Linked DNA regions of Homo sapiens: region 1 is linked to region 2. The links are chromatin loops, found by intact Hi-C in ENCODE. Cell type or tissue: ascending aorta. All regions are shown on one strand. Links, peaks and the distances in the headings refer to the core of each region. The heading gives the core; the rest is flanking DNA.

What was found. A loop is a pair of places that touch in the nucleus more often than their neighbours do. Peaks named below come from ENCODE experiments on the same cell type or tissue, not always from the same donor. Only the 100,000 strongest peaks of a DNase experiment are listed, where the experiment ranks them.
Region 1: a loop joins it to region 2, with 2.1 times the contacts of the local background. A loop is called at or near these places in 6 of 110 quality-filtered maps.

What each region holds. Positions count from the first base shown.
Region 1 is chr6:160,217,016-160,225,219 of GRCh38, forward strand. SLC22A2 (solute carrier family 22 member 2) reads right to left here. Exons shown (of 11, transcript NM_003058.4): 10 at 7,690-7,789; 11 at 1-483. The coding sequence ends at 417. Among named protein-coding and RNA genes, the nearest start is that of SLC22A2, 38 kb to the right of the region's middle. In ascending aorta, for the core only: a CTCF peak has its summit at 4,593; no DNase peak of the experiment used is centred there; H3K27ac peaks cover 1,960 bases.
Region 2 is chr6:160,290,916-160,299,119 of GRCh38, forward strand. No RefSeq gene overlaps it. Among named protein-coding and RNA genes, the nearest start is that of SLC22A2, 36 kb to the left of the region's middle. RefSeq lists an enhancer at 7,408-7,908. In ascending aorta, for the core only: no CTCF peak of the experiment used is centred there; a DNase peak (open chromatin) is centred at 3,176; H3K27ac peaks cover 784 bases.

The DNA.
Region 1 (8,204 bases), core at 2,095-7,094, 73 kb before region 2:
GTTTTATTTCTTTAAGAAAATAGATGCTCCTCTCCCAACTTTACTGTTTTTCACACTTTTTTCTATTTTGTTTGCCTAGCCCACAGTTCCCCTATGTATTCTGGTTAGATAGCATTGCAAAGAAAAGAATCAAATTTAAAAAAATACAAAGATGGAAAAAAAACCCTCCAGAAAACCAATGTCCAATGTCCTAGGAATGCTGAGAATAAAGTGAGCTGGAAGAATTTGGCAGGATCTGGTCCCATGGGTATTTTTCCACAGTGTACAATAGACTCCACTGGCTGTAGACCTAGGTTGATAGGGCTCAGGGGTAAGTTTGGTTGAGTTGTATGGGCTTTGTGATGAGTGCAGGGATTTCTACTTTTGGTCTTGCTGCCATCAAAGCTAGGTCATGACAGCAGCAACGGTCTCTCTTCTTAGTTCAATGGAATGTCTAGTTTCTGAACTTGGAGGTAAATCATCTTTTCTTTATTTTTTCTTGGTCTGCAATAAGAAATAAAAATGGAGAGGGGAGAAAGAAATTATGAGGAGGCTGAAAACCAAAATAAAGTGGGTAATAAATGAGAGGAACAACAAATGATTATAAACTTTGTTCAGGATTAGTCTTGCAATGTGTTCTGAGTGGTGGTTCTCACAAAGAAAATGGACAGAACTTGTTGATAACTCATGTCGACAGAGTTATTCCTAAAATTATCTTGTTGAATTGGTACTGGCCTAAATAAGTTCCTTTTTTAGGGTGTTCACCTTTCTCTGTAATAGAGAATGTGGGTAAAGTCTAAACTTAATCTTATATCAGTTAAAGATGAAGATTGCAAAATCTTGTTATCATTAGTTATGCAAATAGAATTTGAAAAATTATTTTTTCAAAGTGTATTTACTTTTCAACAGCTTGATAAATGAAGACTGCAATTAAAACATTTGTTCAAATTGCAAGTTTTCTCAATCATCTTGTCTTCGTGAATGCCAGGACATTGCTGATATTCATCGTAGAAATGCTGCTTTCTTCATTTTGTTGTTCCCAGCCATGCCCTTTGGACCTGTTCCTGTTTATAGCAATATTGAATCAGCTGTGGGCTGCTCCCAGCCACCCAGCATCTCACAGAATTTCCCCCACCTGGAGTTGGTTAGTATTGTCTCGTTTTCTGGACCAATCCAATCTGAGACGAGGGATGGCAGAAGCTTACCCAAATCACCCTATGGTTTTGGAATTCTCTAAAGCTCCAGATGGGGAGGTAAAATCAAGTCAGTTGAGCTCCTCTGGTCTCTCTGCCAACAACAATAACAACAACTACAGCAGCAGAAACAACAACAGTAGAAATAGCAGCAATAGAAGCAGCAGCAGGAACAACAAAAGCAAGAACAGCAGCAACAGTAGCAGCAATAGTAGCAACAGCAGCAACAACAGTAATTACAGCAGCAACTGCAATAGCAACAGTAGAAGCATCAGTGACAACAGCAGCAGTAACAACAACAAAAGCAACAGCAGCAACAATAGTAATAGCAACAGCAACAGTAACAGTAGCAGCAACAGATATGGCAACAGTAATACCATCAGCAGCAACAGCAATAGCAACAATAGGATCCTCAGTAGTAACAGCAATAGCAACAGTAGCAACACGAGCAACAGCAGCAGCAACAATAGTATCAGTAATAGCAATAGTAACAGTAACAGCATCAGCAGCAGCAGCAACAGCAACAGCAGCAGCAACAATAACAAAAGCAACAGAAACAGTAACAACAAAACCAACAATAGCAACAACAGCAGCAACAATTTTAGCAATAGCAGCAACAATAGCAACAGAATCAACACCATCACAATTAAGAGCAACAACAGCAGCAACAATAGCCACAGAAATAGCAAAATCAGCAGTAGCAACAACAGAAGTCGCAGCAATAACAGCAGCAGCAGCAACAGAAGTAGCAGTAGTAATAGCAGCAACAGCAGCAGCAGCAGCAGCAGCAATCATTACCATAGTAGCAACAACAGTAGCAGCAACACCAGCAGCAGTAGCAGCAGCAATAGCAACAGTAATAGTAGCAGCAACAGCAATAGCAACAGTAGCAGCATCAGCAACAATAACAGCAACAGAAGCAATAACAGCAGCAGCAACAACAGCAGTACGAACACCAGCAGTAACAACAGCAGCAGCAACATCAGCAACAACAGCAGCAACAACAGTAGCAGCAGTAGGAACAGCAGCAATAATTATAACAGCAGCAGCAACAACAGTAACAACAGTAGAAATAAGTACAATAGCAATAACAACAGTAATAGCAACAGCAAAAACAATAGCAGCAGTAACAATAACAACAGCAATAGCAGCAACAACAGCAACAAGAAAAATGACAATAGCAGCAGCAACAACAGCAGCAGCAGCAACAACATCAGCCACCGGTGAGTGACTACTAACTAAATACCAAGCACTGCGACGGGTGCTTCGTCGCACTGTCCCATTCATGAGCCCAACCCTCTGATGGTGAGACAAATTCATGGGCCACAAAATCTAGCTGCCAGGATTGAAACTTTGGCTTTGTCACTGATTGGCTGTGTGGTTTTGAGCAAGTCCTTTACTTTCTCTGGCCTGTTTTTTTTTTTTTTCCAGTTGTCAGTGGGGTTAATAATAATAACGCCTATTTCATAGGGTTGCTGCAAGGATTCAATGAGGTAATACAGGCATACCTCAGAGATATTGGGGATTCACTTCCAGACTACCACAATAAAGTAAGTTTTACCATAAAGTGAATCATACATTTTTGTTGGTTTCCCAGTTCATATAAAAGTTACGGTTACACTATACTGTAGTCTATTAAATGTGCAATATTATGTCTGAGAGAACAATGTAATTTAAAAATACTTTATTTTTTAAAAATGCTAACAATCATCTGAACCTTCAATTTGTGGTAATCTTGCTGGTGGAGGCTCTTGCCTCTATGTTGATGGCTGCTGACTGAGCAAGACAGTGGTTGCTGAAGGTTGAAGTGGCTGTTGAAACTTCTTAAAACAAGAATATGAAGTTTTCAATGTTGATTGACTCTTCTCTTCATGAAAGATTTCTCTATAGCATGCAATGCTATTTCATAGCATTTTACCCACAGTAGAGCTTCTTTAAAAATTGGAGTCAATCCTCTCAAACCCTGATGCTGTTTTGTTAACTAAGTTTATGTAATATTCTAAATCCTTTGTTGTCATTTCAACAATGTTCACAGGATCTCCACCAGGAGTAGATTCCATCTCAAGAAACCACTTTCTAAGCTCATCTGTAAGAAGCAACTCCTCATCTGTTCAAGTTTTATCACGAGGTTGAAGCAATTCAGTCACATCTTCGGGCTCTACTTCTAATTCTAGTTCTTTTGCTATTTCTATTGTATCTGCAGACACTTTTTATGCTGAAGTCTTGAGCTCTTCAAAGTTATCCATGAGGGCTGTAATCAACTTCTTCAAAACTCCCATTAACGTTCATATTTTGACCTCCTCTAATGATCCACAAATGTTCTTAGTGGCATCTACAATGGTGAAAGATTTCCAGAAGGTTTTTCAATGTACTTTGCCTAGAACAATCAGAGGAATTACCATCTACGGTAGCTATAGCCTTATAAAGTATATTTCTTAAATAATAATACTTGAATGTCAAAACTACTCCTTGATCCATGGGCTGCAGAATGGATGTTGTGTTAGCAGGCATTAAAACAACATTAATCTTTAGGTACATCTCCATCAGAGCTCTTGGGTGACCAGGTGTATGTATTGTCAATGAGCAGTAATCTTTTGAAAGCAATCTTCTTTTCTAAGCAGTAGGTCTAAACGGCGGGCTTAAAATAGTCAATAAACCATGCTGTAAACAGATGTACTGTTATCTGTACACAGGCTTTGCTATTCCATGAGCACAAGCAGAGTAGATTTAGCATAATTCTTAGGGACCCTAGGGTTTTCATGGTAAATGAACACTGGCTTCACCTTCTAGTCACCAGCTGCATTCACCCTTCACAAGAGAGTCAACCTGTCCTTCGAGCTTTGAAACCAGACATTGATTTTTTCCTCGCTCTTCATGAAAGTCCTAAATGGCATCTTCTTCCAATAGAAGGCTGTTGTGTCTATATTGAAAATCTGTTGTTTAGTGTGATCACCTTTATCAGTGATCTTTGTTAGATCTGGATAACTTGCTGCAGCTTCTACATCAGCACTTGCTGCTTCATTTTGCACTTTCAAGTTATGGAGATGGCTTCTTTCCTTAAGCCTTATGAACCAAACTTACTAACTTCGAATTTTTCTTCTGCTACTTCTTCACCTGTCTCAGCCTTCATATAATGGAAAAGAGTTAGGGCTTTGTTCTGGGTTAGGCTTTGGCTTAAGGGAATGTTGTGACCGGTTTGATCTTCTATCCAGACCACTCAAGCTTTCTCCATATCAGCAATAAGGCTGTTTCATTTCTCATTTGTAGCATTTTTATACTTCCTTCAAGAACTTTTCCTGTGCATTCTCGACTTGGCTACCTGGTACAAGAGTCCTCACTTTCAGCTTATGCTGGCTTTCAACATGACTTCCTCATTGAGCTTAATCATTTCTGCCTTTTGCTTTACAGTTGAGACTTGCAACGCTTCCTTTCATTTAACACCTAGAGGGCATTGTAGAGCTATTAATTGACCTAATTTCAATATGGTTGTGTCTTGGGCCATAGGAAGGCCCAAGGAGAGGGAGAGAGATGGGGGAATGCTCAGTGTGTGGAACAGTTAGATCACACGCATTTATCAATTAAGTTTGCTGTTTTACACAGCCATGGTTTGTGGTGCCCTAAAACAATTACAATAGCAGTATCAAAGATCACTGATTGCAGATCACCATCACAGATATGATAATAATGGAAAAGTTTAAAATATTGTGAGAATTACCAAAACATGCCACAGTGACATGAAGTGAGCACCTGCTGTTGGAAAAATGCTGCAAATAAACTTGCTTAATGTAGGGTTGCTGTATACCTTCAATCTGTTAAAAAACACAATATCTGCAAAGCACAATAAAATGAAGTGCAATAAAAGAAGGTGCATGGGAAGGGCATGGAAAGCACTGGGTAGAGCTCTTAGTAAATGTTAGCTATTGTTATCCTCATTTTACAGAAAGGAAAACAGGCTTAAGAAGTGAGATAAGGTATTAGGTATAAGTTCACAGGTTATATTTGTAACTAGGACAGGTTTAGTGCCCTTAGGAACCATAACAATTTAATCAGGAACCAATCGACACTTAATTAGTGTCAGGCATATTTTCTTCTTTAATCCAGTGAGTAGGTACTGTTGTCCCCATTTACAGATGAGGAAACTGAGGCTTTGAGGCATTAAGGCAATAAAGCCACACACATGGGAAATGTGACGGCAGGGCTCAGGCTCTACAGGACTTGCTCTTCACCACACATATTACTGCCTGCCTGGCACTGGCGCTGGCTAGAGAAAGAAACTTCAATTAGGCATGCTGTAGAAGGAACTTCAGCATTTATTCCACAAATAATTGGTAAGCTCCTGCTCTGTGTATGCCACGCACTGTGCTGAGTTCCAGTGATACAGCAGTAAACAGGATTTAGACTGTCTTTGACGGGAGGTGCCCATGTGTGTGGGAAGCTGCATGGGGAGAGGGGTACGGGGTGGGAGGTGGTTGGTTTAGATGAAAGGTCTCCAACTCAAATGTCTGCATGCACCAAGCAGATCATACAATGTACCAAAGACAATAGGAAACAGTGGGGACTGTGGCCTCCTGCAGAGGGCATGCCCTTGAGAAAGCCAAGCGATCATTCAGCTCCTACAAATTGCCAACAAGAGGAAATATCTTCTCAGTGTTACCAAATCTTCTGCTTTTTAAAAACAGATCCTGGAAATCCAGTTTATGTGGAATTTCCCACTTTAAAAAAATACTTTGTAGGCCAAAGAAAGCACTGGAGAACTTGGTGGCCTGCAGGCTGCGAGTGTGTGACCTCCGCTCGGATTCAAAGGCCTCTTCCAACTCTAAGACTCAAGTTCTAGGAAAAGCCTCAGACCACTGTGATTTACCAGCATTTTGCCCAAGTACTGAAAATGTTAAACATGAAGGTTTGGTAAAATGAATAAAAATCAGTTGTTTGTGGTATCAGCAGGCCAAAAGTGGAGTAAGAAGAAAATAAATAAAAATATCTAAACATACTGTATAAACAAACTTGTGGGGAGAGTGTCAGATAGGTTTGTCTTTATCTAGAATTTTTTAATGTACTGTTTGAATGGGTTCATATGGTCCAAAATTCAAAATTACAAAAAGGTAAGCATTGAAGTCTCCCTTCTACCTGTATCTCACAGTCACTCAATTCCATAGACAACCAGTGTTACGGTTCTTGTATATTTTTCCAGAGCTACAAGTATTTATATATATGTCTTTCACTATTTTTACACAAATGATAGAATATATACATTTCTATGTTTTGCTTTTTCCCCCATTAGCAATATATCTTGGAGAACTTTCCTTGTCAGCGTATGTGAAATGGCCTCATTCTTTTTAATGGCTGTATAATTTTACAGAATGGCATATCATTTATTTAACTGGTGTTCTAATTCATGGTCATTTAGGTTGTTTCCAACACTTGTTATAAAAAATTGCCTTAATGACTAGTCCTGTACATATATCACTTTGTACACGTAAACTTCTAGAGGTGTAGAGTTACTAGGTTAAAGGATATACATGTTTATAATTTTTATTTAATTTATTTTTATTTTTTTGAGACAAGAGTATTGCTTTGTCGCCCAGGCTGGAGTGCAGTGGCACGATCTCAGCTCACTGCAACCTCTGCCTCCCAGTTTCAAGCAATTCTCCTGCCTCAGCCTCCCCAGTGGCTGGGATTACAGGCGCATACCACCACACCCAGATAATTTTTTTGTACTTTTTTAGTAGAGACGGGGTTTCACCATGTTACCCAGGCTGATCTCGATCTCCTGACCTTGTGATCCACCCGCCTCAGCATCCCAAAGTGCTGGGATTAGAAGCATGAGCCACTGCACCCAGCCCATGTTTGTAATTTTTATACTACTATTGCATTGTCCATTATAGAGGCATCTAATTCCTACCAGCAACACGGGAGACTACATTTCTCCCCATTCTTCCCCAACATAGTGTGTTACCAAGTAATTTTAGTTTTGACAATCCAAGTAGTTATTAGTGCAGTGTTAATTTGAACTTCTCTTACTATGAAGGAAGTTGAGCATATTTTCATATATTTAAGAGCTGTTTTTATTTCCTTTTCATTGAATTATTTGCTCAAATCTGTTATTTTTTTTTTTCTATTAGGTGGTCGCTTTTATGGAATTGTTAGGAAAATTAGCCCAATGTAGAGTAGTAAATATTTTCTTCAAGTTTATAATTTTATTTTTAGCTTATAGTAGTTGTTTAACGCAGAATATTTTATTTTTATGAAAGCAAACATATTGACCTTTCTTCTATGGATTCTGGATTTTTTGGGTCATATTTAGAAAGACCTTCTCCACGTGAAAGTTTAAAGAAATTCTCGTATAATGTCTTTGTAATTTTACTAATTTTTTTGATGCTTTCAAGTCTTTGATTTAGTTTGAATTTATCTCAGTGTATGGTGTGAAGTATAAAGTCAATTTAATTCTTTCCAAATGGCTATAGGGTTGTCTTAAAACCTTTATAGAACAATTCATTTAGAACTTTCAACTGCCTACCTTTGCATATTTTCGGCTTCCTCGATGGTCTCAGGCAAAGCTTTCCCTTTAGTTTCTGGAAGCAACAGCACCAGACCTCCAGCAACCAAGCCAAGCACGCCTGAAAGCCAAACAGATGAATATCACATTAAGAACTGAAAAACTCAAGGTCTATAATTAGAGTTTCCCTTATTTTTGTTTAAAACTTTTTTTTAGCATTTTTCTATACTTATTTACAGATTCCTTTGCCATCTCTGACTGCTGTATTTTCCATTATAAATATTATACCAGTTCCAAACTCCATTGAATTACTATTCCTAATAGGGAAATGAAATACTTAACATTTTGAGTCAAGGTTATTCTAGGGTAGAGGACATTGCCACCATATTAAGATACTTTGGAGTTAGAAAATAACTCTGCAAAAAATTAACTGTATGAAAAGGAGGACTGTAACCCTTCCAGTTTAAATCACTTAGTAAGGAAAATAAGTCAGAAACTTGGATCATTTCTAGCAAATAAAAGTAATGAATTATGTA
Region 2 (8,204 bases), core at 1,184-6,183:
TACTGGGGTCAAGCAGCATTGCAGAAGAAAATAAGACATTTAGATTTTAGGTCAGGTGAGAGTTGAAGAGGTTTTAAGTTCTTAAGAACACAGGCTAAGGGAGAAGAAGGAGGAATGGAAGGTGGAAGGTTGCCCATAGTGAAGGAGGCAAGCCCAGAGAAAAGAGAAAGTAGAGACATGGAGGGAAGGGGTTTGGGGGTTCTTACCCTCCAGAAAAGTGGGAAAGGGTTTGGGGCACAGAGATACGAGGTCAGGGCATGGAAATAAGGGATTGGGGTACAGAGATATAAGAGGTTGGGGCATGGAAATAAGGGATCGGGGCGCAGAGATAAAAGAGGTTGGGGCACGGAAATAAGGGATCCGGGCACAGAGATATAAGGGGTTGGGGTACTTGCCCCTCCCCTAGAAAAGCGGGACTTGCCGCTAAGGGTGAAGGAGAAGGGGTTGGGGGTTTCTTGCCCCCCAGAAAGGCGAAGAAGGGGTAGAGACACAGAGAGAAGGGGTTGGGGTACTTGCCCCTCCCCCAGAAAAGCGGGACTTGCCGCTAAGGGTGAAGGACCAAGGCAGGCGTCCTTGCGTGGTCTGACACCTCTGAAACCTGGGTGAATAATCAGAGAGGTGTCCCTGCAATGATTAAATACCAAGGGAAGGCTTCCTTCCCTAGTCCATGACCGGCGCCGGAGTTTTGGGTCCACGGATAAAACATGTCTCCTTTGTCTCTACCAGAAAATGAAAGGAATTGAAATTAAAAGAAGGGAGAGATTGAAGTGTGGTGCCAAGATTGAAAGGAGAAAGAGGTTGAGGGATAGTGAGGGAGGTTGGAGAAGAGAGTAAAAAGAGGCCGCTTACTGGATTTGAAATTGGTGAGATGTTTCTTGGGCTGGTCGGTCTGAGGACCTGAGGTCACAGGTGGATCTTTCTCATGGAGCAAAGAGCAGGAGGACAGGGGATTGATCTCCTAAGGGAGGTCCCCCGATCCAAGTCACGGCACCAAATTTCATGTGCGTCCATGTGAAGAGACCACCAAACAGGCTTTGTGTGAGCAACATGGCTGTTTATTTCACCTGGGTGCAGGCGGCCTGCGTCCGAAAAGAGAGTCAGCAAAGAGAAATAGGGGTGGGGCCATTTTATAGGATTTGCGTAGGTAAAGGAAAAAGGGGGGTTGTCCTCTGGCGGGCAGGAGTGGGGGTCACAAGGTACTCAGTGGGGGAGCTTTTGAGCCAGGATGAGCCAGGAGAAGGAATTTCACAAGACAATGTCATCCGTTAAGGCAGGAACAGGCCATTTTCACTTCTTTTGTGGTGGAATGTCACCAGTTAAGGCGGGAACCGGTCATCTGGATGTGTACATGCAGGTCACAGGGGATATGATGGCTTAGCTTGGGCTCAGAGGCCTGACATAAAGTAATAAAACTTCTAAAAAAAAATACTTAGCACGATGAGGTCCTGAGGCACGGAAATATTTAGACATTTTAAATAGATATTCAACAATGCTGTAAGTAACTGGTAGAATTTCCATACCAGGTCTCTTCCTATGTCACTAGCCCATGGGCACAAGAGGTCATGAAAGAGGAACAGAAATAGGAAAACCTGCATCAACACAGAAACAGCCTGTTCTTTGCCAGAATGGAGAACAAGGCAAAGCTGGTACTTTTAGAAAGCTGAAAATTTGTGCCAATGATTTTTTTCCTAGCTTATTTTTGGCTTTTTGATTCTAAGGAGTTTTGACCTACAAAGATGCTCAATATTTAAATAGACAGATATTTTTGTTTTATTTCTTCCATTGCTTTTATACTTCGGCATCCTCCTTACTGAGATGAGATAAAGTTTTCAAAAACATTGTATGGAATTATTTTCTATGTATCATTATTTAATTCATATGGAATTTATTAAGGGCATGAGATAAAAAATAATATTTCTTCCAAAAGGAAAGACAACTCTCTCAGACCATTACTTAAAAAAATCCCCATTGATTTGTGAAGCCACTTTTATAAAACATGTCCTTTTGGTGTATACTATGATTTGTTGATGGGTTCTCAGCTCTGTTCTGTTTATTTTTCTGGCTCATCTTACTTCCCTAGAATGCTAATTGAAATTATTTAAACTTTAAAATATCTTTCCAAATTTGATAGAAAAAATCTCCTGTAGAAAAAATTAATATAATACCTATTCGCCAACTATTCTTATTTATTCTATTTTCTTCATAAACTTTATGTTAACTTTTTTAACTTAAAAAAACATTTTCTTTGGGATTAAATGGTACACCTCAATTATTTAGGGAGTATTGCTATTTTCATAGTATTTTAATCTTCCCAATCTTCCTATGCAGAAACATTTTGACTTTATTTCAATTTAAATTATTTTAATATTTCAATTTATGCAACTCAGTAAACATACGTCGTGTGTGTATGTGTGTGTATCCTATGCATTTTAAAATAAGATTTTCTCAAGTTACTTGTTTTTTTCATGATTTATATTCGTCTTTGCTGGTTGAGGGCAAAAATATTAAGGCCCACACATTTTTTTGTCACATCACCTTAATAGTTTCCTGTAGTTTTCAGTTGATTTTATACGGCTTTTTCTTTCACCAATAGATCACTCCACAATGTATGTTATCTTGTTTCAAGATTCCATTTAAAAATACAAGGAAGTCTTATGAAATGATGGAAGGGGAGAGACCACTAAACCCAAACTTCCAAAATATAATATCCTCATCATATGATATATTTTGCTATAAAATCTTAGAATTCTTTAGAATTGAGTGGAAATTTAATCATACCAAACCTAATTCTTTCATTTTCAGGGAATGAAATAGAGAATGTGACATGTAGCTGTTGTCATGTTAAATGTTGGGGGGTGAAAGAAACATTGGTGACCACTTTATGGCGAGCAGTCATCAACATTCCAATATGTTATAGTCACATTACATTTTGTGACCTGTAATTTTCCCCATAAGTCATTTCAGCATAGCCCCCTTTGTCTTAAATGGACGTGCTTTATTTCAGAACAGAGGCAGAAGGGAAGGTTCCCCAGCTGTTGCTCTAAGCTGTTGTCTCAGCACATAGCACGCTAGCATGGGGCCACATGTTGCATTGGTCAAATCTCAAGGAGTGTCTGTAATGAGCCAATACAAACAGATGAAGCCTCTACATGGAAACTCTCTGCTCTAGACTCACGTTTGGCCAGGGGGCGTGGCCTGGAGGGTGTAACTCAGGGAACTCCACAGGAATAGTCCCGGCTGGGAACTTGCGTCCCTAAACCCACCAAAACTGCTATAACGAGCTCTGCGAGTGTATACTGTTATTTGCTCTGAAAGGCAGGGCTGTTACCCAAATCCCCTGGAGAGAGCCAGATTTGCAAAGTGTCTGATGTGAGCCCAGAGATCAGCAACAGATACCATAGACCTTTCTCCCCATCTGCAACCAGTCGGAAATAACTCTGTCCCTGCTCACCTCATCTTTGCTTCTGTTGTGGCTTGAAAATCGTATGAGAGTAACATCCTGGGATGAAAAATGCAGCTCGACTCCCTCAGGCTCCACTGCAGCTAAGTCCCCCAGATGGCTGAGGATCATTTATGCAGAAGATGGGGGACTGAATCTCTGTCTTTTTCTTTTAATGTTTTTGAGACGGAGTTTCACTCTTGTTGCCCAGGCTGGAGTGCAATGGTGCGATCTCAGCTCACTGCAACCTCCTCCTCCAGGGTTCAAGCGATTTTCCTGCCTCAGCCTCCTGAGTAGCTGGGATTACAGGCTTCCGCCACCACGCCAAGCTAATTTTCTGAATTTTTAATAGAGACGGGGTTTCACCATGTTGGCCAAGCTGGTCTTGAACTCCTTACCTTGTGATCTGCCCACCTTGGCCTCTCAAAGTGCTGGGATTACAGGCATGAGCCACCGCACCTGGCCAAATTTCCGTCTTTATAAAAAACATTCATGGCCGGGTGCAGTGGCTCACGCCTGTAAACCCAGCACTTTGGGAGGCCGAGGTGGGCGGATCACGAGGTCAGGAGATCGAGACCATCCTGGCTAACACGATGAAACCCCATCTCTACCAAAAAAAATACAAAAAATTAGCCAGGCGTGGTGGTGGGCGCCTGTAGTCCCAGCTACTTGGCAGGCTAAGGCAGGAGAATGGCATGAACCCGGCGGAGCTTGCGGTGAGCCAAGATCGCGCCACTGCACTCCAGCCTGGGTGACAGTGGGAGACTCTGTCTCAAAAAAAACAAAAAACAGAAAACATTCATAAACGTCTCCAACAAATACAGAGTGAACTCATTGTGTGCCTAAGATTCTGAGAGTTACAAAGGATGGGGAAGACCTGGTCTCAGACATCATGGAGCTCCATAGGCTAAGTATGGGTGAGGATATAGGGACAGGCTTCCACGTTCACTTACAGAATCTCTACTAGTCTCACCTGTAAGTGCTAAGTGCTAGATAGGTATATTAATGGAACACATAGAATCATTTGAAGGGAGCATCTACATTATTGCAAATACAGTGATTCTTGTATATATTATCTGTGAAAGTTACGAAGAAGTAAAAATAAGGGAATACCCCAGAACATCGGGGTTGGAATCTCTGTAATCTTTCTCCTCATCTGTAAGACGGAAGTTGCCGTATTTATAGATCACAGTGTTAGTGCAATATTTATTGAGAAAATGTAGGTATAAGATTTTTGTAAACAAAAAGTCCTCTACAAATACAGTTTTGGGTGGTGAGCTTTATTAGAAATAGTTTTGTTCAAATTATTTTACCAGCCTACAGAGCATATGTAGGTAACTTCTACCAGGCTAAAAAACAAACAAAACTGTGCATGATCCCAAAAGAGAGCACATATTAGTTAGATAAACCATTGGTTTAAGGGTTTAGGGAAGACAGTGATTATTTTCATGGTTGGTTGGCCTTGGTCACTGCATGGGTGCCAAGAGGCCCTGAAATGAGTTGTGTAAGGTAGGATTAATCAGGAAGTCTTGTTGGAAGAGGTGGGTTTTGACCTGGCTTAAAGAAGGCAGTGCCAGGAGGAAGCCCGAGATGGTGGTGGATTTATCCCTAAGAATTTAGGAACACAAGTTCTGCTTAAAGCTATACAGGCACAGTGTTTCCCAATGAAAACAGAGAACTCAGAGTGTGTTTTTCAGTCACAACCAGCATTCAGCCCTTCCTACTTACAAATTTTAAGACTTTGGAGGCTTGTTTCATGGATTATCAGAGACCTGGCCTCAAGGGATTAAGGTCAAACATCGGTTCCTCATGTGGCCGTTACACTGAATTGTTCCATAGTCACAGTCTGTACCTCTAAATGTGTGTGTGTGTGTGTGTGTGTGTGTTTCTAGAAGCTTTAGCCAGGGTGTGGTGAAAAGGTCACTATTCTACATTACTAGGGAGGGGTATCCAGTGGGGGCACTGGCCTCATGTTTGCATACCAGTCAGGGATTTACTGAATGCCCATATTGCTTTTTTTTTTGTTCACCTGTTGCTAGACCATGAGGTGAAGGTCTCCAAGGACAGGGGCTGTGACATATTCATCGGTGTGTGCTCAGTTCCCAGCACTATGCCTAGAAGAGGGTAGTTTTCAGTAAAGGCATGAGTGAATAACTGAATAAACCTCTAGCATAAAAATAAATATAAGGTATACTTTCTATCCATTATGAGCTGGTGAACACTGTCCCTTGCTTCATATTTTTATTTTTTACAGCTCTATTAAGATAGAAATGACAAAAGTTGTATATATTTAAAGTGCACAACATGATGAGACACATATATATCGTGACATGATTACTAAAATCAAGCTAATTAACATATCAATCACCTTACTTTTTTTTATTACACCTTACCTTTTTTTGGTGATAACACAAGATCTATCTTTAGCAAATTTTAAGTACACAGTACAGTATCTTTAACTATATTCTCCATGCTGTAATAAGATCTTTAAAACTTATTCATGTTGCTTAACTGAAATTTTGTACTCTGAGGCCAACATGTCCCCAAATCCCCTCCCTCAGCCCCTGATAACAACCATTCCACTCTCTACTCCTATGAGTTAAACTTTTTTGGATTCTACATGTAGGTGAGATCATGCAGTATTTTTCTTTCTGTATGTGGCTTATTTCACTGGGCATAATGTCCTCCAGGCTCATCCATGTTGTCACAAACGGCAGGATCTCCTTGTTAAAAGCTGAATAGTATTCCATTGTGTGTGTGTGTGTGTGTACACCACATATTCTTCACATATTTATCTGTTGATGGATGCTTTAGGTTGATCCCATGTCTTGATTATTGTGAGTAATAGCTGCAAATTGCAGCAATGATCATGAGGGTACAGATGTCTCTATGAGACACTGATTTCATTTCCTTTGGATGTGTACATAGAGCCAGGATTGCTGGATTAAGATAGCATTACAGGTAATACAGGATAAGACGACATTGCACCTCGGGTCCAGGTAGTGAGAAGGTTCCCTGCCACCCTGTTACCTGGAGCGGTCTGAGGGAGGCAACCACACTCAACAGGGAGATTGATCTGGTCTCCAAAAGCCAGGATCCAAAAGCCAGCTCTGGAGTGGAGCTGGGAAGTGATCCTGCTCCCCTGAGGGACACTGAGTCGTTAACTCCACCTTGTGGTGGCTGCTGAGCCCTGGCCACCCTGACAGGATGCAGGGTGAAGGCTGGGAGGCTCCAGGCACCTGCTGCCCATGCCCAGCGTAAGGCCCCTCAGCATCTGCTTCAGGAGGAGGAGGACTCCCAGGGATGGCTGGGGGCTCAGTGAGGCCCGAAGAAACTCTCTGGTCTCCAAAAGCCAGGATCCAAGCCTCATAGAGCTGGGTTCCCAGGATCCCACCCTCCAGAGCACGGTCCCTAGAAAGGATGGGCTGCCTACCCTTGAAGCAGGACAAGGAAGAAGAGCATGTAGAGGATGCTGGCAGAGTGGCTGTCTGAACATCCTCTGGATGGTCCAAGCATGGAAGGGCAGCTGGGAGGTTTCCTCTCATATCCCCATTTTCCCAGTGATGAGTGTGACATTCAGGGGAAAGTAGTGAGGGTGACCCAGCTCTTCTGGCTTCGAGCCAGCCCTCTCATCACTGAAATGCGAAAGCCATCTCTCACCTCCCATGTGCCCAGGGCTCCGCCACTGACTTGGCACTTCATGCATGAGCTAGGACCCACCTGGTCATCCAGTGAAAACACAGCTGTCCCAGGACACAGGTAAGAAGCTGGACAGTTGAGTTGTGGGTGGCTCGATGAGGGCACCCAGTGAATGAACAGTGGCGTGGGACCAGACCCAGCTCTGCGCTCTTCGTGCCCCACCACGGTGGCTAAGCTTTCAGAATCAATTAGTCCTGCTGCTTTATGTCCTTGCCAACGTGTGTGTTCATACTTCTGGCAGTTGGTTTGAGGAATACCACAGCCAAAACCTGCTACAATGTGGTCTGCTTCAGAGAGCTTTGCTCAGTGGCTTCCTTCTGTCATCTTGAGTGAGTTGAGAAAAAGAAAGAGAGGATTTGAAGGTTTATTCGAGGCTGTTCTAGAGTCAGCGAAACACTTCCCATATTTCTGTGGGCATGGCCAGATGGGGCATTGAGATGCTGCAACACCAAGCCCACAGTGGGCATTCCAAAGACAACACATGTTATTCCTATATAAATCAGGCACAGAGATGGCAAACATCTTCTTCATTTAGGTTGTGTTGAATTGTTCACTCATCTTGGCTATGTGGGACTTCGTTATGGGAGAAGACAATCCCAGCTGTAGGTAAAAGCAAAGGGTGTAGAAAAAAGAAAAATACGTGTGGGCAGAGGATGAAATGGACTTGAAGAGGTCACAGAGTGAGTGAAGACAAATAAATAATAGGGGCAAGGGAGGGATATGAAAAGTAGAGCTCACTGAGTGGTCAGATTTGTACTTTGCTTAACCCCAAAGGGGAAGAAGACGCTATGTGTTATTTCATAAATATCCTGCCATCAGAGAGCACCACCCAACCGGCATCATTTACCAGGACTGGGCTAACCTAAAATGAAACCACAGTCATTGTTGCTTTTGACTGAAATTAGAAAACCCCAGGAAACACACAACCCTATAAAAATATTTTTTTAAAGAGCAAGTCACCATGTCTCTCTCAAAAAGAAGTACAGACCAAGTCAGAGCAGATGCACGCTGTGCCTGGGAAAGGACAGCATGATCCGATCAGAGTCAAAGTACACACACACACACA